Linked DNA regions of Homo sapiens: region 2 is linked to region 1. A link is an interaction called in ENCODE POLR2A ChIA-PET data of the cell type or tissue named here. Cell type or tissue: MCF 10A. All regions are shown on one strand. Each heading gives the region's core, and the rest is flanking DNA. Links, peaks and the distances in the headings are about the cores only.

What was found. ChIA-PET counts read pairs that join two places held together with the same protein. Peaks named below come from ENCODE experiments on the same cell type or tissue, not always from the same donor. Only the 100,000 strongest peaks of a DNase experiment are listed, where the experiment ranks them.
Region 2: POLR2A ChIA-PET joins it to region 1 with 5 read pairs; 1 of 35 experiments calls an interaction of 5 or more read pairs at or near these places.

Annotation. Positions count from the first base shown.
Region 1 is chr1:237,753,593-237,765,858 of GRCh38, reverse strand. It overlaps RYR2 (ryanodine receptor 2), which reads right to left. Exons shown (of 105, transcript NM_001035.3): 81 at 9,472-9,571; 82 at 8,083-8,162; 83 at 6,007-6,083; 84 at 4,831-4,904. Among named protein-coding and RNA genes, the nearest start is that of ZP4, 130 kb to the left of the region's middle. In MCF 10A, for the core only: no CTCF peak of the experiment used is centred there; DNase peaks (open chromatin) are centred at 4,668 and 6,268.
Region 2 is chr1:238,056,092-238,068,357 of GRCh38, reverse strand. No RefSeq gene overlaps it. Among named protein-coding and RNA genes, the nearest start is that of ZP4, 170 kb to the right of the region's middle. In MCF 10A, for the core only: no CTCF peak of the experiment used is centred there; DNase peaks (open chromatin) are centred at 4,677 and 5,957.

The DNA of each region.
Region 1 (12,266 bases), core at 3,428-8,427:
TGCCTAGGACACCATCTAGCACATAATAGTCACTCTAATTTAAATGAGCGCTTCAAAGTTTAAAAACTGCAAGGATGTTAAGAAAATGTATTTGGTGCCACGAACCAACATCACAAGTTTTCCTTGAAGAGAAAATTTACCCACAAGAATGGCAGAATAAGGTACACAGAATACTAAACTACACTTGTGAAAGTATTTGGAAAATCTTGAGGAAAAGGTAGCCCATAAATAATTAAGCAATCAAGAGTATCAAAAAGTTAGGGTAACCAATACTTAAAGATCAATTCAATCTCTTTGCTTAATCAATTTGTGTTGCTTCAACTTCACATAAATTTGATTAGATGATTATAAATATATCAGTAAGAACCTCAGTGAAACAAATTATCAGATACAGATAGAAAGGTGGGGAAGGTTAATTGGTAGTTAATGTTGTAGTGAGGATTTTAAAAAATCAAACTATTTTTAAGAAATCGGATCAACTTCAAAACTTTGTCTTGCTTTTATGAAGTCCAGGACTACCTCATGATCAAAAAAAAAAAATTCAGTATCTTCTGCTATATTCCAAGAAGAATTTTGAAAGCAGAAAAATTGCACTTTCAATGTCATAATGATTTGGTAATGGGGTTAATGGTTCTGATAAAAAAGCAAATTAAAAATCCAAGAATGGAATGACATTTTAAATATTCATACAGGTTTTGTTTTTGAATTTGATTAAGTCATTAAAAGAAAACACATATAAATATAAAATATACAGCACAGACAGCATTGAGCATATTACAAACTAACACATTTCCTGAAGAACCTTTAAAAAAAAAAAACTGGGAGGCTCAGGCTTTCACAGAAATGAGAGAAACTTAGTATAAAAAGGAGACAGAGGTCAAACTTGCATGACAATAATGGCAGCAGAAAAAAAACAGTATAAATAATTCATCTGAAAGCTGTAGATACAAACCTCAAAGAAACACACAGTTCCTCATGGCATCTCAATACCAGGTTAGGAACATTTGTAACCATAAAAAGTTCAAAAGCAATTTTGAAACTTAACAATAAATGCAAAATTTGGCAAGAGATTTGTGTCCCGGAAAGGGACAAAGAACAATAAGTCAAGGGGCAGCCAGGCGTGGTGGCTCATGCCTGTAATCCCAGCAGTTTGGGAGGCCGAGGTGGGTGGGTCACCTGAGGTCAGGAGTTCAAGACCAGCCTGGCCAAGATGGTGAAACCCCATCTCTACTAAAAATACAAAAATTAGCCAATTGTGGTGGCAGGCCTGTAATCCCAGCTACTTGAGAGGCTGAGGCAGGAGAATCGCTTGAACCCGGGAAGTGGAGGTTGCAGTGAGATGAGACTGCACCACTGCACTCCAGCCTGGGCGACAGAGCGACACTCCATCTCAAAAAGAATTAAATAAACAAACAGTAAGTCAAGGGGCAAAAAAAAAAAAAAAAAAAAAAAAAAATGCTACCTAAGGCAATGGTAGACATGAAGTAAGCCCCTGAAGAATATGAACAGATGGGAGGGAAGTGACTTCACTCGTGGGATCTGTAAATTAAACAGTGGGAGGCAGAATGCCTGCATTTCAGTCTCAGCCTTGCCGCTTAGCTGTGTGACCTTGGACAAGTCAAGAAACCTTTCTGTTCCTCTGTTTCCTTATCTATAAAATCAAGGTAATAGCTACCTCATTGGAGGGTTGCGGGTATCAAAAGTTCATGCATTTGAGCTTATACGTTTTCCATGGCTATATAATTTATGGTCATATTGTCGTCATTAGGAAGAGACTTAGCTTAATAAAAACAGTGGGCAAGGATGTAGAAGATTCAGGTACAACAGATTATTTTCTCAGTGCTAAGCCCATGCTCTCTGAGCCTCAAGTGTTGAAGCAAGTGACATCACTAACAGATGTTGCTTTTTCAGCCTTTTCTATCCCTTCCAAGAGGGATGATTGATTTTTCTTCTCCTGTGAGTGTATGTAGGCTTTTTTAACTTTTACAGAATCTTAAACAAAAGAGTGATCTCAAAACAGATATATTTAAACATGCCAAAAGTGTCTGTATAGGAATTCTTAAAACAATCTGGAAGATACTGTAATATTAATAGAGCTAATGAGTGGCCCTTACATATGCTCCTAATAGGTCTCTTGATTAAGGCAATAGCATGTATTCAGAAAGCACAATTTAATCTTGGAAGCCTTGTTGGCGTCCTAAGTACTATCTAAAATCTCATCCCTTATTTCCACTGCATAGAATGTCTTTCAGAAACTACTTTGAATTACTAATGGCATCTTTGCTAGTATATTAGTTTGAGGAGCAAATAGTTGCTATTGTTTCTACTGCTCTTTGAATTCAGTCACAAAAATAAAAATTAGTTTTGATGTTAAATGATTTGTAATCTGTCAGATTTTCAAAGGAATAGAGGAAAAACTCAGTAGGCCTCCCAATACTTGGAAGGCAACTGGCAGAGCACACTGGCGAGGAGGAGACTCAGCTTGTCACGTCCTCCTTGAATCTGTCACCGATTTCCCGTGCACCAATCAGTACAGCCATAAAGCCACAGCATGTTCAAGACAGAAACGCCACAGGGAGACTAGGGCACACATTCTAGGATCATTCATTGACACAACAGTTGCAGACGCTGGGCCCACCAGAAAGGTTTTTAACTGAAAAGCAACAAAACCAATCCGAAAATGTAATTGAAATGCTTGTTGCCCCTTCATATCTGACATACTAATAACTGTACATCCTCATAGAAACAAGAAAGAAAAGGAGGAAAGCTAGATGTGTAAATGTAAAAAATAACAGGATGCATAATGATGGAAATTAAATAATCTACTTGTTAAAACAGTCTACAACAAAAAAGAATGCACGGAAATTGTCACTATCAAGTCTGTACACAAAGCTAACAACAAATAAAGGAGCAAATAAACAAAAGACAGTTCATTTTTAATAATTACCACGCTCATGAGTGATGACTGAGGAAGGGAGGGTAGTACATTTACAGTAGTCGAAAGAAAAGGAAATGGGGAAAAAGAAAAAAAGTTGAGATTTTGCTTTTGTTTTTCTGTTTGTAAGGAAATAATACAAAACGTGTTAATCGGTTTGAGTAATTATTTTCTTATGTGTTGAAAAAGAATGCACAAGTTAAATCAATCTCCTTTTGAGAGATATAAAGAATTCTCACATCAGAATGGTCACTCTCACAAAGTTCTTTCTGACTTGGGACTCGAAAATGTTATTCCAACCCATATCCGCCTGACGAAGGAAAGGAGGCTGAGGAAAATAACCTAAGTGGCTGCTATTCCTTTTGGGAGCTGATATGAACAGCGACTAAGAATGACTATGGATTTGCGGTAGGAGCCCCTGGAACATTAGGTAATAACTACAGGGGAAAATGAAATTGATTTCTAATTCCAAGACAGGGAAGTCAGGCTTTGGACAGAGACTTCATTCATTTTTAGAAATTTTATAGCTGAAAATTGCTTAGGACTTTGGAGAGATGCTGGAGGTAGGCAGGTGATAGGCCCTGAGATCTGCAGTGGCTCCAAGTTCTGCAGATGGGTCCAGAAAACCTAAGTCGGTTTAGAGTGGCACTGGTGACTTTTCTCAAAGGTCTGGCCTTCTGAACCTCAGGCCAGAACCTTAGGCCAGAAAACCTAAGAAGTTATAGAATGGTGTCAGTGATTGTTCTTGAAGGTAGCTAACTCAGTTTAGTAACCATATGACTTATTTTTGTTGACTGCACTTGTACATCCAAATGTCAAGCAGAAAATAAAATAAACACGGGAGCCACATAGTGGTAGCAATGTCAGAATGGGTATTAATAATAAACTTTAAAATACAATAAGAAATGTTGTTTTTCCTATTTGTGAGAAGAAAAAAATACATAGATAAATTAGTTAATCCTAAAATATTTCAGAGAAATAAACATAGACTACAAATGGCAGATGGGAGAAAAAATTATTTTTTGAAATAAGATTAGTCCAATAAAAGACCCAATGTTCCAAAACTAATAATTGACAAGAAGACATATCCAAACCACACAAAACAAACAAAAACAGATAAACATACGGGGCCCTGAGTAAAACTAGTTTAAAAATCAAACACAAAAGAATAAAAACAAATCAAACCAAAAACTACTGAAGATTTTTTTCTTAATAAATACTGCTAAAATGAAAGGGCAGCAAAGGTTATTTCTGCTTTAAATGCATTGTATGCTAAACTTTCTAGTTTATACCAGCATCTATTTAGAGAGAGAAAAATTCTAAGATCACGTGTATCTCTGCTTTTGTGCACAGAATTATTTAAGCGAAATAACTGGTCTCTAATTTCTTTCATCAATCTAGACTTGCAAACATGTATGGATTTGAGGATCACTGTGCTGGAAGGGAAGAGGAGGGAATAGGAATGAGAGTAGACTGAAGGAGCTCAAAGGATCACTATCCTAAGGAAATAAAAGAATCTGAGAGCCCGACTTTGCTAAAGTGGCCAAAGAAAGTCAAATGTTCTTGAAAGGTTCATCTATGTGGTTTATGATTTCCCAGAAAATTCTCTAATAAAGGATCTTGATCCTTCATTCAACCATTATTCCTCATTGAAAACCCAATAAGGGGAAAGGCAGCTGGCAATGGGGCTGGCACACAAGGAGTTAATGACCGGCGTGGAAGGTTGGTTTTAGGGTGTGACCGGTGTCCAACTATGAACTTTGAAATGAGTCATGTAAGCATTTCATCAACTTTAAAATAACTTCTTATCTCTCTACTTGAAAGGTAATTGATAATTGACTCGTTTCAGGGAGGGAAGGGAGACAGGTGATCCTTTTAATGTAAGTCATTAATACCTGATCCTTCCTCTGTCACCATCCCAAGACCTTCAGCTTTGTTTTGTCGCTCAAATGCATTTAGGTCAAGGACACTATAATAACAAGGGAAAAAAAAACATTTAGAGGACTAATAGAACATTTTCTTTGCTCAGGAGAGCAAACATCTAAACACCATATATCTTGGAAGATGAAGCAAATGTTAACGTACACTGAAAACATGTCTCCATTCATTGCGTACCAACCGTATTTTCTTAGTGGCAGACTAGTGTCTCCCCTGGGCCTACACTGAAATGATCCATGTGAAAGTCAAACATGAAAGCATTCTTAGGTTTCAACATGGGGAGTACATTACAAAGCCAGCAGATGTGCAGAAATAAAATTCTAATAATTATGTTTTTGCAGTTGGAATAGCTTCTTACATTAAATGTGTGTCAGATTCCTTAGTCAAATGCTGTCTGAATGATTTTAAATCTTGAAAAAAAATGGAAAACGATTACCGCAAATGAGTTAGTGATCATTTAGTCACAAAATGAGAAATGGCCTACAAGCTCCTAAATAAAACTAAATAGAATTTTCTTTTTTAAAAAAGCATACACAACTCATTTTCAAGTATGCAGAATATACGCTAATTCTCCAAGATCCCTATTTAAACACGGGGAAGGCTTTTTTTTTTTTTTTTTTTTTTAAATTAGCGACAGGGTCTCACTCTGTCTCTCAGGCTGCAGTAGTGGCACTATCATAGCTCACTACAGCCTTGAACTTCTGGGCTCAAGAAATCTTCCCACCTCAGCCTCCTGAGTAGCTAGGACTATGGTACAGGTGTGTTGCCACCATGCCTAGCTTTTTTTTTTTTTTTAATCTTTTTGTAGAGATGGAGTCTTGCCCTGTTACCCAGGCTGGTCTTGAATTGCTGGCCTCAAGGGATCCTCCTATCTCTTCCTCCCAAAGCTCTGGGATTATAGTACTATGGGAAAGCTATTTTAAGACATTATTACCATTCTGTAAGTTATTAATTATGATATTACCAACCCCTTAAAACAAGATAGAAAACAAGACACTGCCGATTATCCCACTTTAAAGTGTTGTTAATCATTAACTATTCTTCTATGTGCAATTATCGTCAGAGTAAGAAACAAATGCTTCGAAAAAATACAACCACTGAGTAGAACCCCCAAGAAGGAAGTGAGTCCTTACCTACATGACTGCATCAGGCCGGCCAGGCTCTGAAAGAAGCCCACATCCTTTTTCTCCTTGAGGTAGTCAAGCATTTTCTATGGGAATTATAGAAACCACGTGGCCACTGAACAAAAATCTTATTGTTTGTTAAATAAATAAACAACCAAAACAGGCTTTCCATTCTAGAATAGACAGAAAATATTCACTGCGTACAAACATGACTAATGCCATCTTTATCATGAAGTAGGAACACACCTCGAAGCAAGATAGTTACGCAAACTTGGAATAAGAGGGTTAGTTGCCTTACACATCACCACAAGCACCAAAAATGTCAGGGGTAATATATTACTCTTAATTCTCTCCTGGTCACTCTTAAAGTAATTTGGTGATTCAGATACTCTAGTGCAAGTTAACTGGGAAGAAAATTCCTATAGATGTTATTCACAGGTTTCCATACCAAGGTGATGTCATTAAACAGCATTACAGGCTGGGCGTGGTGGTTCACACCCGTAATCCCAGCACTTTGGGAGGCTGAGGTGGGCAAATCATGAGGTCAGGAGTTTGAGACCAGCCTGACCAACATAGTGAAACCCCGTCTCTACTAAAAAATACAAAAATCAGCTGGGCGTGGTAGCATGTGCCTGTAGTCCCAGCTACTCGGGAGGCTGAGGCAGGAGAATTGCTTGAACCCAGGAGGCGGAGGTTGCAGTGAGCAGAGATGGTGCCACTGCACTCCAGCCTGGGTGACATCTCAAAAAACAAAACAAAACAAAACAAAAAACCCCGAACAGCATTACAATCTGAGAGTTGTGACTGCCATATGCTAATGCTATAGACGGAAATTCAGTTTCCATTACCATAGTCTGTAAATTGAAAAAACAATAGGAATCATTTGGCTATTAAAATGTTCTCCTTTGTTCTCAGAATGACGTCCAGAATCTATGGTCAAAATTTTGGTTAAACATACATGTAAAAAAACGCTAAAGCAATGCTTTGTCTTGTTAGCTTACTGTTACATAGCATAACGAAACAGCTATTTCTGACATGGTTAAAATTTATTAGAGATTTCAAATGTAAAAGCACATACAAGATGATAGAAAGCATGCTCAAAGGTTTAAGGAAATAAGAATACTGCTTCTCTACAAATCTGGAAGAGCAGAACAATTCCTGTTATCAATGCTGTTCTAAAAAGGGCTCAGTTAAGCAGACTAAATTTTAGTAGTAATCTTTTTCAGATAGCGAAGGCAATACAAACTAAATATGTAAAGGATACATATGCACAAAGTATATGCACATATGCATATATATATATACGCACAAATGCACAAATAGCAAATATACACGTAGTGTAGGTATGATACACAGATACACAGACACACATATATACGCACATAGACACAAAACCATATAGCCATTTACGGGGGGTGTGATAACTTTTGGTCAAATAAAAAATGAAACAATCATTGTTTTTTTTCAAACAAAGGGATGTGGCTTGCAGGATCAAAGGAGATGGTGGGATATATATTTGAAGTTATAAAGAAAACAGACAAGTTCCACATAGACAAGAAGTATACATTACAGGATCTCTCACTCCTGTCTCTGGATCTAAGGACTTCTGAATATACATACTAAGTAATGAGGGTCTTCTTAAGTAAAACATAAGCAGGAGACATTATTTTTTGATAAATGTTTTGGAGAGATTAAGTGTTTTATTTTTTCTTTTTTCAAAGCTATATAATCACTTATTCTGGGAACAGAACGAGCTGGTTACCCCTGCCAGGTTCCATAACCAGAGAGCCACAGTTTGGTAAACGCATGGTGAGAGAGTGGTTCATACCTCAGCACCAGAATTCATTTGACATGATAAAAGGTCACACTTGATGTTTTCAGATATTTTGACATCATTTTATGTTTGGATTTGTAACACTATCACATAATTACTTTTTCCCTCTTTTGCTCTCTCTTCAGTACTGTGGTAAACTAAAATTGAGCCATATTGTACATAGAAAATAAAACATTTTACAACAAATAGTTCTTTACTATATGGTCCATTTGTCTGAAAAGTACATTATATGAATGACTGGAAGCTGTTACCTGCTGTACTGTGGAGTTCCCACCATTTAAAATAGCAATTCCAAGTTTCAGAGTAGCTGCTACCATTGGTCCAGTTTCACCTAAGAAATATAAAAAAGTAGTGTTCCTTATATCATTTCGCCTTCTATATTAACCTATTCTACCTCCAATGCTGCACTTTTAAAATTATTATTATGCCCCCCCAGGCAATCTGTTTAATGGCATAGGGAGACTGACTTATGTTCCAAAAAATGCTAACATAATAATAATGCATATTTGGCATCAACATTTTTAATAAATTCTCTATAATATCTAAGAACTGAAACCATAAGAAGATATAGAAGTAACAGAATAGGAAGACAACTGATTTTGAAATATCGAGACCTGAAATTATTAAGATTCAAGATTAATTATGTGTTTAATAAACATTAAAATAAGTATGAGCTACTTAAAAGTTTCTTTAAAGAAAATTTCTCTCCCTCTTCCCTCAACAGTATTATATATGAAGAACTTTCATCATTTTCATTGTATCACTTTTATTTTAATATGTTTGACATCTGGTTTATTAGGCAGACTATTCTCAATTTTAAGTAATTCGGATAATAACAAAATTTTATTTAGTGTAACATATTTCATTTTTCATTGTTCACTTCTATTTATCCTAGAAATATAAATAATCTTCTATTCAAGGACAAGGGTACCTAATAACAGAATGTACCACCATTACTTTTCCATTCCATTACAAATTATATTTAAAATGTTTTCACAAAGAAGCTATTATGAATGTACAAAAAATCATCTTGAAACAGCTGGCTACTGAGATATATGACAGCATCTTAATTGTTAAAAAAGTCTCACTTTAAAAGTCTCCATATTTGTATCAAGAGTCAGCAAACTATGGCAAAATACCATAAATTACATAAAAAAATTACAGCTTGCCACCTATGTGTGTAAACAAAGTGTGTGTAAATAAAGTTTTTTTGGAACACAGCCACGCTGTTTGTGTACTTATTGTGTCTGGCAGCTTTCCTGCTAACATGGCACAGTTGAAGAGCTGTGACAGGTTGCATAACCCTCGAAGCTGAACATATTGACTCTCCAGCCTTAAAGAAAAAGCTCGTGCACCCCCATTTTATAGGATCAGTCTGCTAAGGTTTAGTTATAACATAGTTTCCAAAACTTAAAGAACAGAATGAAAATGAATCTGTATAGTAAGACTCTGAAAAAAAAAATTAACATTGGTCTCCGTAAACAATGAGAGCTCGTATTTGTGAATAGGCACCTGATATAGTCATGAACCAGAAACCCCAGGACTAAATGAGTCAGTGGAATTGAAATGAGGGAGGACCTTGAGAGCAACGAGGAAATCTGAAGAACAGACACTCGTGAGGGGAACTCAAGGAACCTTACCTTTGCTGGCACTGATTGTCTGTAGCACCATCTCAGCCGCGCCACGATCGTGGAGTCGGGCTTGCTGGTATAGAAGCTTTTGCTTTTCCATTTCTTTTTCCTGAACACAAATCCCAACCATTTATGTTGAGGGTATCAGTAAGCACAACAGATTTCTACAGACCATATTTTTAGTCATCTCTTCATGTATGGGCTCTATGACAACATTATGGACCATTTCAACACCAACGATGTTCTTCAACAGATATTATTAACATATTCAACTATTGTTTTTTTTTCCCCCTTTATAGTTTTCTTGATATGTTTTTGGTACTGGTTTATCAGCATGGATTTTTTTTTCTCAATTTTAATGATTTGATTCATTCAAAGCCTGTATCACAGTTTTGAAGTACTGTACTTCATCAATGAAACTTGCACTTTCTGATTTATACATTTGTGCATAAGTTTGTCACGTTTTGAATAATCTCCCATGCCATGGCCATAACTTGATACTGCTCAGCAAATGGCTCGAGTTGCAAAGTATCACTGAATCACAGAAAAACATTAACTGAGATGTCTTGAAGTTTAAGTAAAATTGAAAGCTGATATGAATCAAAAGGTAGGCTTCAACGAAGTAGTGGATTTATGATACAGATCTCCCCAGTCACCCCCAAAGAATAAGAGATGCAATGTGCCTTTATATTTTGTATTCTCTGGTGGTAACAAACGATACTGCATGGTACTGCTGGAGCAATGGCTGGAGTTTATTCTTTTCCACTTAAGCTACCACTGAAAACATAAAGAAGAAAATAAAAATAAAATATAAAGGCACAGCAAGTTCAAGACTGGTATGACCATTCACTTGAGCAATCCAGTTCACTGGAGAATTGAGAAGGAACTAAGCAGTATAAGTTGCAGAATGAAAGTTGCATAGAGCCCTATGACAGTGAGTCCATCAAATGGCGTGGTAGAGAAGCTTAGTCAATGGGACATGAAACAGTCAATTAGTATCATGTCCATAAACACAACGGCCAAAACATATATGACCTAAGAGCAGGAAGAGCTGCAGCAGAGGTAGCCAGAATGACAGCTTTGCTGCCATAAACTTTCCATCCAAAATACAGAAAATAGACACTGGAAGATGGAAGAGGTTTAAAAAATGAAGGCTTGCTAGTTACAGAATATGAAAAATAAAGTGAACTAAAAGGAGGGGGAAAAGAAATGGGCTCAAACAAATGAAAAAAGAAACCTTTAAATCAAAAGCAACCAACACAGACATTTATGCTGTTACCAGAGAGTTCTCGCCGAGGCTGGCAAATTTGTTTCTTAAATCTTTGATAATATCGTGCTGCGAAAACAAAATTGATCAGGGTTTTTTTTGTCACACTATAGTTAGCGCTCCTGTGGTTAATTTTATGTTTTCTTAAATTATGTGATAGGCCTAAATGGAAGCAGAGAAAAGAAAAAAAAAGAGGCAGCTTTGCTTTATATGTAGCCATGCTAACATCTATAAGGTTTGCCTTCATGTTTAAACCTCTTCCTGTGAAGTCAAAAACAAAACAGAAACAGAACCACACAGACACACAAAACCATTTTGTCATTACAACACAGTTTCAGAAAAACTGAAAGAGGACCCTTTCGTCTGCTCTTCAGGTGTTGTTTAAAACTGATGAGCAACATCTGATTCTTCCTTTTAGACCCAACAATCTTTTATGTTCCTCCCATTGCCAGAGCTCCATGTGGAACTTTCGCTTAAAGCTTAACCAGCTCCTTTTGTGAGAGAGTTTTTCAGTAAGAAAATGATAAGAAATTATTCGCTCATGAAACTGTCCTATCATTTTCATCAACTAAAGAGGCAAGGGAGTCAGGAAGAAGTTCTTCTATTGACCTAATAGAACACATAAAGACAGTCATCAGGAAACTCACAGAAGATGGAAGATGGCAACATGCCACACACTCTTGAGAAAAAACAGAACAAAACAACAATTTGCCATTTGTGCTCCAAAAGGGGGAAGATCAGTTAAAGACCTGCCAGAACAACTTGCAGTGTAGCCTGTAAGGTCCCGGTAACCTAACTGAAATCAACACATGATGTATGAACCTTACAAGGACCAAGAAATAGACAGGATCTCAGACTACCTTGCTTAAAAATAAACTCCCTGGACAGGTCACTCATTTTTTTTAACATCGCATCTAAATTTTAATAATCAATGTTTTGAGGAAGATGATGAAAGTCATTTGAAAAAAAAAAAAACATTGAGCCAAAAAGACATACTGATCTAGACGCAGAAAAATACTGTATTTCATAGAGATCAAGTCAACCTCTCTGTTGAATTTATTCTTTGTTGAACTGAAATTGGAAGCTCTCCCTTCAGGATTCTTTAATATTATTTCTTTCCAGTACTTTGCCCTTTGAGAACAGCTTCTGGGCATGTAATTTAATCTGTCATAGGGAAAGTTTATTATAAATTAAAAAAAAAAAAAAAACTCTGAAAGCTAAACCAGAAAATTTTCAGATACTAAGATGAATTATGTAAAAACAATTTTTTAAACTGCAGATTAGCTTTTCTAAACAAATTGTAGATAGATCTTTTATAAGCATCTTACTCAGGAAAATAACACCTTGAAGGCACCTTTTCAAGAATAGAGTTCTCTGACACAGCAGCTTCTGCTTAAACTGCCTAAGGCTCTTAAATAAACACCACCTGCAGTTTAGTCTTTGTGTTATTTCAAGGTTATTTCAAGGTTACACAGTAAGGTGAGGAAAAAAAGAGCAGCTCCAGAATTTAAATTTTCCCTTAGGCAAAACATTCTGA
Region 2 (12,266 bases), core at 3,754-8,753, 300 kb before region 1:
AGTGAAGGATACAGGGACTGTGCTCAAACATCAACTCACTTGGATGGTATCTGACCCCGTCTGGACTAGGTGGCCGTCAAGTGCTACACTCAGCCTCCTGGGATTTATATGCTGTAGCATTTAAGCGCTGTCACCCTCTGTCTCCCTGACTCCCTGGTGGCAGAATTTTTCCTCCATTTTAAAAATTTTATTTTTAGAACCTAGGATGATGCCTAATAGTTACAAGATATACAATATTACATTGTCAAATGATCAAGGGAAACATTTCATAGTCCTTAATCTTTCTAGTATAAAACATCAAACAAATTTCATGTAGAATATCTCTTGGTAGCTATTAATATTGTGAAATTGTCTTTGTTTTAAACACATTCACACATTATGATTAATGTATTTTAAGCATATTTATGTGAGCCATCTTTACAAATTCAATAATTCCTTTTCTAGTAAACACTAAAACCTATTAAATCAATAACATTGATTTATGTATATATATATTGATTCATAACCTAAATATATTTATATTTTATACACATTTATTTGCATGCTGTAAAATATAAAATTTAGATATATTTTTCTGTAACTTAATAGGTATCTTGGCAATTCAGAAAACAAATTTCTGCTCCAGAGCTGCTCTGACTCAGGCATCTGTTTCCTTTAGGTGTCTGGTTGAGAAAGTACTCAGAGGGTAGAGGATACTTGAGCAGGGTAGAGACCCATTAGACAATTTTGTGTGGAGGTCAATACAGGAGGTAAATTGTCTACTTTGGTTAGAAGGTGCCTGGTTTATTCACTGAGACTTGATTACAACAAAAGATAGAGTCACACAGATTGGAGTGATTTGGAAAGTAAAAGAAAATGACAAATATTCAGTCTAAACTTCCAGCTACTACTCAAGAGAGCATTAGGAAATATAAACAAGAAGACCTTCAAATAGGAAGAGCTTTACACAAAGTTCTTTTAAAAATAGATTTCTGGGATGGGCGTGGTGGCTCATGCCTGTAATCCTAGCACTTTGGGAGGGCAAGACAGGTGGATCACCTGAGGTCAGGAGTTCGAAACCAGCCTGGCCAACATGACAAAACCTCATCTCTACTAAAAATACAAAAATTAGTCGGGTGTGGTGGCGGGTGCCTGTAATCCCAGCTACTCAGGAGGCTGAGGCAGGAGAACTGCTTGAACCCGGGAGGTGGCGGTTGCAGTGAGCTGAGATCCTACCACTGCACTCCAGCCTGGGTGGCACAGTCTTGACTCCATCTCAAAAAAAAAAAAAAAAAGGAATTTCCTACTTCTATCATCAAATATTCAGGTATAAAATAGTTAAGTTGGTTAAATTTGCAAATCCCTATCTTTCCACTCAGTTAGCTGTAAGACCATACAAATTTAAATATCTTATGTGTTGGCTTTCAGCAAGGAAATATGAAACTGAGTATACAGCGTTCTTCTCAGCCACCAGCCTATTGTTCAGTGACACTTCCCTGAACTGTGTTAGACATGATAAAGGTTGCAAAGAACACTGCATAGCCTCATCCATGCTCATGGTAAGGAAAAGACTGAATGTATAGCAACAAAGAATACAAACCCATATGGGAGTTAAATTCCATCACAGTCAAGCAATTGTCACCTATGCTTATCCATGCACTTTATTCACCAGGACAGAAGCAATGAGGGGCTAAAAAAACAGATGCTCAAATGTTCAAGTCTAAGCTTCACGCCAACCTCCTCTAAAAAAATTCTCCCTCTCAAAAAGTTTGCTTAACTATCTCATCCAGTTCCCTTTATTATCAGCCCCCTTTAATTTCCACCATCCCTTTATCTTTCCACATAATTATTTTATCTATGAATATTTGATGACAGTTTGCAAGAAATCCATTTTCAAAAGCTCTTTTCAGAATATGCCTCTGAGTTTAATAATCTTAATGGGGTAAGCCTATTTTTAAGCTGAATAGCTCAAAGCCTTATTATCAATTCAAGTATGCTTATTTATTTATTTGGAATCACATTTCAGCAAGAAGAGTCTCTTAGAGGCCTTTCCTCATTTTTCTGAGCTGTAATTGCAATATTTCCGATGCTGAAAACTAAAATCAAGTTTAAATAATTTTGGAAGTGTAACTTTTTTCTAGCATAATTTTTTTATTTCATATCATTATAGAATGTAACCCCAAATGCTGCATCCTTATACAGATAAAGTAATTGTTGGGTGTAGCATTGCTATTGCATTTAAAAGAGCTTATGTCCATAAATGAAGATACCTTCTAGGATGTAAATTGTTCTTTTAAAAATGCAACAATTTTTTAAGATGTACTTAGCTGTATATAGCCAACAAAATTGAGTACAGTGGCTCTTTTTGTGCCTTTGTACAATAGACCATAACATTCTGAGACAAAGTCAAAGGGCAGGAGGAAGGGTTGGAAGATGAGAGAATGGAGGGTAGTTGGTAGAGGATATTAAGGGGAGGTAAGGTCTGAAATCAAAAGACAGGAAGACCTGAACAGTGAGTTGTAGGAGCTCTCAGATAACTGTGGAAAACATACACATAAATCCTTGTAGTATGAGGTAAACTCCATATATAGAACAGGCTACCCAGTGCATGTGAGGCATGTTGCATATTCTTTTCCTAATCAAACCTGCCTTTTCTTCTTTTCACTTATGCCTGCTGTGAAGATTCAGAGTCACCACAGACTCTGCCTTGCTTCTCACTCCGGATCCCACACCCGCATCTCCAGTTGTTTCAACTGGGCTTCTTTAGACAGCTGCGCATTTTACAGCCCATGCCCTATGCTGGTTCTTTGAATTTATTTGTCTTCTCTAAGCCTGAATTTGTATCACATGTACAACCTTACAAAAAAGAAGCATCTCCCTCCAAAGAAATTTACAAGAAATGAAAGAGAATAAAGTGGGAAGCAAAAAGTAGCATCATAAGAAGTCACCTTGAAGAAATAAATGGCAGTTGAAATGAAATGAGCAAAGGATATACTGGCTCTTGATGTACAGGATGCTCCCACCAAGTGTCAGGAGTTCCATTATACAGGATCACGTGTCTTTCTTTATGACTCCAATCCTATTACTTAACTTTGCAATAGGGAATATTAAAGTCATCGTAAAACTCTAAGTGCTACTTAGATTGAGTTTAAGATTTAAGAATTCATGGACAGGCAATACTTGGAATATTTAATTATACCCATGTCTCAGAATGTAAATATTTAGACCTTGTTATACAAATAATGTCAGAACCACATTGTAAGTTGAATACCATTCCTTCTTCTTTTCTACTCCATATCTGTTGGGAGACTCTACAGTAGACACTGGGAGACCAAAACTCCCACTACAACAACTAGAAAAAAACAAATGAGGTACAATAGTCATATTTTTAAAGGTATCAGAGATCTGTAGAAGTCACAAAGGTTAGATAAATTAAAATTTCAGTAAGCAGAGAATCTCTTGAATGTGAGCTATATGCATCTGCCAGAAAAACAGAACCCATAAGAGATAGATGCATTAAGAGATTTGTTACAGGAATTATCTTACACAATTGTGTGATGGGCTAATCAAGTCTGAAATTCATAGGGCAAGTGGTCAGGAAAGGAACTCACAAGAACTCCAAATAGAACTCCATGGGTCGAAGCTAAAGCTGTTGTATATGGGAGAATTATTTGTTCTCTTGGGAAAGCCTCAGTTCTGCTTCTAAGGCTTTCGGCTGGTTATGTCAGGCCCACCTGGATTATCCAGAATTATCTTCCTTATTCAAAGTCAACTGATTAGGTACTTTAATTACATCTGCAAAATCTTATCACAACACCTAGTAGTGTTGACTGAAAGACTGGAGACTGCAGCCTGCTCAAGTTGATACATTAAAAAAAAAACCAACATAGTCTGTCCCTTGTTAACTTTGCACTCTGCTAATAGTGCATGTGAATCATTATTCGACCCATGCTGCAATCACTTCTTACTCCACAGGACTGAAGCACAAGAAGATTCTCCCAAATCCCCTCAAAGGGTGGGTGACTTTAAGTAATTGGCAATACTTGGAGCCTGTCCAGAATCTGCTATTCTCTTAGCTCAAGAAGCACAGTCTTGATTGTCCCCATAGTAGAGGCCATAAAAGTTTTAAGTGTTTATGATTTATAATATTATAGGTATTTGTGATATAGTTCTGTGCCTATCTCTTCATTTTGAGGATTTCCCTTAAGATATAGGAAGGCCAATTTATCTACCTCACTTAATTTCATATAAATATATTGGGGAAATATCCTTTCAAATGGATAAAGAGGTTTCTTTTTCTCTTCAAAGATGACACAGAATATTTTTCCTAGAGAAAATTTACCTGGTGTTCTCCACCAACCATTACATGTTTTTGGACCATCCCCTGTTTTCTGCTGAAACTGCTCCAGTACTAAGTTTATATTAAAAAATATCTGTATAACCCAAAGCCAAATCTCTCAGAAAATGTCTTTCAAGGTTGTCAAATGAAGTAGAATCTGAGGGGGAAAAGGGCTTCCATCATTTATTTCCTTTGGGTATACATTTATTGAATATTCTGATGTCCATTTTGTCAATGTAGAGGCAGTCCACAAGATCATTTCCAGCTGAATAACTCAGGCTGCCTGGTATTGATCCACACTTCCTCCTGAGATCTGCACACCTGGCAGTGAGCCATGCAGACCGCTAAGTCAGAGGCACTGTCTCAGCCATTGGCAAAGGGAATGACTCAGCTGTGCATCAACCATGAGCTGGGTTTAATGAACATTGAAGCAGAAAATTTACCATCTGGCTGGCCACATGCATGCAGTGTCAAGCAAAACTCCATCAGCAGCACTCATTGCAGCTGAACTATAGCAAACCTGGTTGCACGCAGAGCCGGCACCGCATCATCTACACCAAACCCTGTGCTTAGCCCTGCAGTCTGTACAGCTCCACTTAACAATGACTCCACGGAGCAGCCCAGTTTGCAGTAGCAGGAGCCTCCATCAGCACCAGTAAAGGCCAGTCTCAATCTCACAGGCCTTCAGAACCCCCTCACACAGAGGATATACCCCCATGTTGAAAGACTGAACAGGTGTGCATCCAATTTCCTCATCTATCTGCCCTCACAATGAACCCCAGGTTTTGATATGCTCCAAAAGTGCATGCTCAAGAAGGGGATCACCTAAAATGGTAGGCACTTGATTTACTAAATCCAGATGACGAAGACATCTGTCTTCCTTACCCCTTGGAAGCCAACTTTTTAAAGGCACAGGACCTACTCTCCATTGGTGTTCTGATGCTAAAACTAGCCAGATCTGGCATTAAGTTTGGAGGCCGCCTTCACCCTCACTCACACAACAGACTCTGAGCCATCTGCTTCCAGAGAAAGATAGCTTTTCAAGTGACCGGGGGTACCCTAAAATAGTCAAGATCCCTTCACTGGAGCCGTCTAGCAGCTGGAGGCCTGAAGATCAGGCTAGATTGGAGTATTTGTAAACAGTCAGACTTACCTGGTCTACCTTGTTTCTAAAATCAGCAGCCGAGAAGGAGCAGAGGAAGGATGGAGCATGCAAAGTGGCACAGCTGGATAGTGATGGTCTATCCAGGGTGAGCAGACCCTGCCACTCGAAATACCCAAGGGCAACTGCAATGCCCACCACAGCTAGGGGGATCCATAGGAAACGAGCAGCTTGCGTGGAGAGCTACCACTGGCGCCTGGTCAAAGACCCCATCCCCACTTGTCTAAAGTCTCAGTCCACTGCATTTATCCCTCATGCCAAGTCTCCAACTTCCCCTCAAAGTTCCAAAGCTATTACCAGATCAACTTGTTGCTGGAGGGCTCAAGAGGCTCTGTGGATGCCAGTGTGATCCCAGGAGAGTCTCTGCATGCCAGTGAGACCCCAGCCCAGCTAGTTTCCAGATTCTTGACACAATCACAAGAAACAATTCAGAGATGAGTCAGAAGGAGGTGAAAGGCAGGAAGCTTTTATTGTAAAGCGAAAGTACACACTGAAGAGAGAAGTCCAGGCATGCTTGTGAGAACAAGTCATGCATACAAAGCTTGACTTTCTAATTTTATGAGTGTTTCTTTAACTGAAATGTGGAATAATCATTAGATGTTCTGGAAAAGGAGATGATTTCAGGGATGTGCCTGCACTCCTACCGCCCCTTTCTCCCCTATTTGGGTTTGCCTGGAAGAGTCATGGACATGTCACACGACCAGGATTTTGGCCATTTTCTCTCCTTATTTTGGATTTTCTGTTATCCTGTGGTTTCTTTGCCTAGTTTCTGTTTTAGCTGTTGTTTGAGGTTTTCCATTTTCCTGTAACTACCCAGTGCCATTTCTATCTCATGTGGACACAAATGGGGACATTCTCTTCCCTGAGAGGTCATTATCTCCATAAATTGCTCTTCTGCCCTAACAGCTCCACCCTTTCATGCCCTAGCATATGCCCAGAAGTATGTTCTAAGGCCACACCTAAAACATAGGCATCTATTGATTCTGCTCAGTGATTGGGAGGATGGGGTGTCTCTAACCATTATTTCATTTGTTCCACAATCCCGATCTAAACCACATTGTCATTCTGGTCATTCTGGCCAATGCTGCCAACTGCACCAAAGTAACAAAGAAATAAAGGTTCAGCCAGGTTCTCAGATTATCAAGAGTAACACATCAGACCCAGTTAACGTTATTTTCATCAGGGATAAATGATGCTATGAATCCATTTCGCCCCCCTGGTGCTTTCCTTGTTCTTCTTGGAGGTGTATCCAAAAGCTGGTGATTTCAGCAGCTTATATAGAATGGGAAATCTTCGAGGTGAGAGAAGCCTGGAATTGTGGGCTTAGTGACCATACACTATTTTAAACTTTCTTGGGAGAGATGAGTGAGACAGTGACCTCAAGAATTATTCTATTATCCTAAAACAAAATTTATAGTTGCACTATAGTTATAAACACCTTCTAGGTGAGGCACAGTGGCTGACACCTGTAATTCTAGTACTTTGGGAGGCTGAGGCAGGAGGAAGCTCAAGGCCAGAAGTTTGAGACCAGGCTGGAGAACACAGCAAGACTCCATCTCTACATAAAAAAAAAAAAAGGTAAAAATTAGCTGGGTATAGTTGTGCATGCCTGTAGTCTCAGCTATTTGGGAGGATGAGGTGGAAGGATCGCTTGAGCCGAGTAGTTCAAGGCTACAATGAGCTGTGATTGTACCAATGCACTCCAGCCTGACCAACAGAGCAAGATACTGTCTCTAAAAATAAAATAATTTTTTTCTTAAACTTCTTTACTTCTGTATTTTATTTCTTGCTGTGTCATTGGCTTACTTAAGGATTTGATGTATCAGTATGGGTTATGATTTGCCTTGTGGATGATTCTTTTTGTGTTATTTTTCTATACTTACAAATCTTTTTACATGCTATTTAATGAAAAAGATCATATAATGGAGAAAAGTAAGTTATTATTTAAATTTTATGCTTGACGGACATAGGGACAATAAAAGTACTTTTCAGAGTAACAAAAATGTTCAATATCTTGAAAGATATATTAGTGTCACAGGTATATGTATTTGCCAAAACTCATCGAATTGTACACTGAAGATCTGTGCATTTCCAATCGGAAAGTACTTAATGCAACAGAACTGTGTACTTAGAAAAGGTTTAAATGGCAATTTGTACATTATGCATTTTTAACCATAGTAAAAAATAGATCTGTGCATTTCACCATATGAAAATATATCTTAAAAGAAAGATATTTTAAAATCCTATCCTTGTGTTAATTGACCATCTGCAGAACGTAAGTGATTGTATATTATACACACTACTTCCAATCCATGCTGTCTGAACTCTGCCTGTGATATGGGATTTTTATCCTTTCAAGGTGTATTCTTTTCCTGTTCCATTCATTCAGGCACCCTACTAGCTGCCTGGCACTGCTTTCAGAGAAGAGTACCTTCAGGGAACCACTTCTGATGCTTCTTTCACCACTTCTAAGGATTGTATAGCTGCCCGGAAGTCCAGGCAGCAGTTTCTTTCCACAGCCACACTTAAGTGATGGAATGAGGACCCCATGCCATGCTCAGTAATGACTGTGGCCTTGGAGAAGGAAGTGTGCAGCTGTTCAGCTGACAAGTGTGAGATAACCTGACAATGAGTTACTGAAAAGCCTGCTCTCATAAAGGCTACCACAGCAAGGCAGTAACCAGTAAAGCTTTTGTGGTTTTTCATTTCTCACCTCAAGAAAAAAAAACATATATATATCGATCTTTTTGTAGAAAAAAATGTGTACATTGAATACAAAAATGCCTTTGTCAAATGAGAATGTTTTCAACAGGAGTTCACAACAGATAAGGCAACAAGTTAACAGTCTCAGAGTAAAAGAACAAGGGGAGGTCTACCTAGGAAAAAAATTGATATGGTTTGGCTGTGTCCCCACCCAATTCTCATCTTGAATTGTTACTCTCACAATTCCCATGTGTCATGGGAGGAACCTGGCGGGCAGTAATTGAATCATGGGGGCAGGTCTTTCCCATGCTGTTCTCCTGATAGTGAATAAGTCTCACGAGGTCTGATGATTTTAAAAATGGAAGTTTTCCTGCACAAGTTCTCTCTCTCTCTCTGCCTGCCACCATTCATCTAAGATGTGACTTGCTTCTTTTTCTTTTCTGCCTTGATTGTGAGTCCTCCCCAGCCATGTGGAACTGGGAGTCCATTAAACCTCTTTTGCTTCCCAGTCTCAGTTATGTCTTTATCAGCAGCATGAAAATGGACTAATACAGTAAATTGGTACCAGTAGAGTGGGGCACTGCAGAAAAGATACCCAAAAATATGAAAGCTACTTTGCAGCTGAGTAACAGGCAGAGTTTGGGACAGTTTGCAGAGCTCAGAAGAAGACAGGAACATGTGGGAAAGTTTGGAACTTCTTAGAGACTTCTTAAATGGCTTTGACAAAAATGCTGATAGTGATATGAACAATAAGGTCCAGGCTGAGGTGGTCTCAGATGGAAATGAGGAACTCATTGGGAAATGGGGCAAAGGTGATTCTTGTTATGTTCTAGCAAAGAGACTGGTGGCATTTTGCCCCTGCCCTAGAGATTTGCAGAACTTTTAACTTGAGAGAAATGATTAAGGGTATCTAGTGGAAAAAATTTCTAAGCAACAAAGCATTCAAGAGGTGACTTGGGTGCTGCTAAAAGCATTTAGATTTAAAAGGGAAGCAGAGCATAAAAGTTGGAAAATTTGCAGCCTGACAATGCAATAGAAAAGAAAATCCCATTTTCTAAGGAGAAATTAAAGCTGGCTACAGAAATGTGCATAAGTAACAAGGAGCTGAATGTTAATCTCCAAGAAAATGGGGAAAATGTCTCCAGAGCATGTCAGAGGTCTTCATGGCAGTCCCTCCTATAACAGGCCTGTAAGCCTAGGAGGAAAAAGTGGTTTCCTAGATTGGCCCAAGGGTCCCTGGGCTGTGTGCAGTCTAGGAACTTGGTGTCCTGTGTCCCAGCCACTCCGGCCATGACTAAAAGGGGCCAAGGTACAGCTTGTGCTGTGGCTTCAGAGGGTGCAAGCCCAAAGCCTTGGCAGCTTCCATATCGTGTTGAGCCTGCAGGTGCACAGAAGTCAAGAATTGAGGTTTGGGAACCTCCACCTAGATTTCAGAGGATGTATGGAAACACCTGGATGTCCAGGCAGAAGTCTGCTGCAAGGATGGGGCTCTCATGAAGAACCTCTGTAGGGCAGTGCAGAAGGGAAATGTGAGGTAGGAACCCCCACACAGAGTCCCTACTGGGGGTACCACCTAGTAGAACTGTGAGAAGAAGGCCACCATCCTCCAGACCCCAGAATGTTAGATCAACCTACAGCTTGCACTATGCACTTGGAAAAGCCTCAGACACTTAAAACCAGCCCATGAAAGCAGCCAGGAGGGAGGCTGTACTCTGCAAAGCCACAGGGTTGGAGCTGCCAATGACCATGGGAACCCACCTCTTGCTTCAGCATCAAGATCATTTTGGAGCTTTAAGATTTGACTGCCCTGCTGGATTCTGGACTTGCATGGGGCCTGTAGCCTTTGTTTTGGCCAATTTCTCCCATTGAAATAGCTGTATTTACCCAATGCCTGTACCCCCATTGTATCTGGAAAGTAACTCACTTGCTTTTGATTTTACAGGATCATAGGTGGAAGGGACTTGCCTTGTCTCAGATTAGACTTTGAACTGTGGACTTCTGAGTTAATGCTGAAATGAGTTAAGACTTCGGGGGACTGTTGGGAAGGCATGATTGGTTTGAAATGTAAAAAGAACATAAGGTTTGGGAGGGGCCGGGGACAGAATGATATGGCTTGGCCCCAGGGACAGAATGATATGGCTTGGCTGTGTCCCCACCTAAATCTCTTGAATTGTAACTCCCACAGTTCCCACATGTTGTGGGAGAAACCTGGTGGGAGGTAACTGAATCATGGGAGTGAGTCTTTCCCATGCTGTTCTCATGACAGTGAATAAGTCACATGAGATCTGATGGTTTTAAAAATGGGAGTTTCCCTGCATAAGCTCTCTCTCTCTTTGCCTCTTGCCATCCATGTAAGACATGACTTGCTCCTCCTTGCCTTCTGCCATGATTGTGAGGCCTCCCCAGCCATGTGGAACTGGAAGTCCATTAAGCCTCTTTTTCTTCCCAGTCTATGTCTTTATCAGCAGCATGAGAATGGACTAATACAAAAATGTTTTGGTTCTTTACTTTGTTTTCATTCAAATGCACTGGTATGTGTTCAAGTGAAGCCCTAGATTTCTAGCAGATATCATTTCTGAAGCCTTTAAATTTATCAGCTTTGATAGTGCTGGTTATGTTTAAAGTAATTTTTTTTCCTACATGAATTCAGTTGGTTGAGTCCTCTAAAATGATTCTCAGTGTCATACTCTGGTCCAGCATCTGGTCTGTATATCCTAAAACTGAAATTCTTCACTGATATAATATTTTTCAAAAAGAAAAAAAAATCAATTCTGTAGAAAAGTAGAATGCATACACTATAAAAACAAACGTCATTTTTAACCTGGGTCTTCTGATGTGAAAGTTTAAATTCACTGGCAAACACAAGTTCTCAGAAAAAAAAATGCAGATTAAAAAAATGAAGCTAAATTTTACCAGATTAAATTGTTTAAGAGTTGGCTTTAGGTTTTAAGATTTAGGACACCTAAAATTAATAAAAGAAAGAATAAAATAGAGCAAAGGTGTCTTAGCAAACTACATTTAAAAAGACTAAGAGGTTTTAGTTGACTATGAGTTCATATAAATAAACAGTGGTATAACATTGTTTTATACATATTAAATTAAAGAAATTGACAGAGGTGAGTCTCAATAATTTTAGAGGTTTATTTTGCTAAGTTGAGGACATGCTGAGGAAAAAGGAACACAAAATCACAGGCAATATCTGTGATTCATGCTTTTTCCAAAAAGGGTTCAGGGACTTCTGTATTTAAAGAGGAAAGAGCAGGCAGTAGGGAAAAGAGAAAGAAAAAATGGGGGCAAGGGTAGATAAAGGTGGCAAGCAGTTGCATTCTTTTGAGTCTTTGATCAGCTTTCTCTGAATTCACATTTTACATGTGAACGGAGAGATAAAGAAATAGCCAATTATGCATTCATCTTGTGCTCAGTGAATCTGCATTTTTACATAAGACAAAGTAAACATAGAGGAGAGGAAACAGTCAAATATGCATTTGTCTCAGGTGAGCAGATGGATGACTTCTAGTTTTGTCCTTTGTTCCATACCTGTGAACATAAGCTATTAATTTACTTTGTCAGGATGAAATTCAACACAACTGTTACAAGGTAAAGATCTTGGGGTCAGGCTGGGCACAGTGGCTCATGCTTGCAATCCCAGTGCTTTGGGAGGCTGAGGTCAGAAGATCGCTTGAGGCCAAGAGTTTGAGATCAGCCTGGGGAACACAGTGAGACTCCATCTCCATAAATATATATATATATATATATATATATATATATATATATATATATATATATATACACACACACACACACACACACACACACACATATATGTATACACACATATGTATATATATGTGTATATATATACACACATATATATACACATATATATACATATGTATATGTATATACATATATATATATAGAGAGAGAGAGAGAGAGCCAGGCATATTGGCAAGTGCCTGTAGTCCTAGCTACTCAGGAGGCTGAGGAGGTAGGGTTGTTGCTGGAGCCCAGGAGTTAGAGACTGCAGTGAGCTATGATTGTACCACTGTACTCTAGCCTGGGTGACAGAGTAAGACCTCTGTC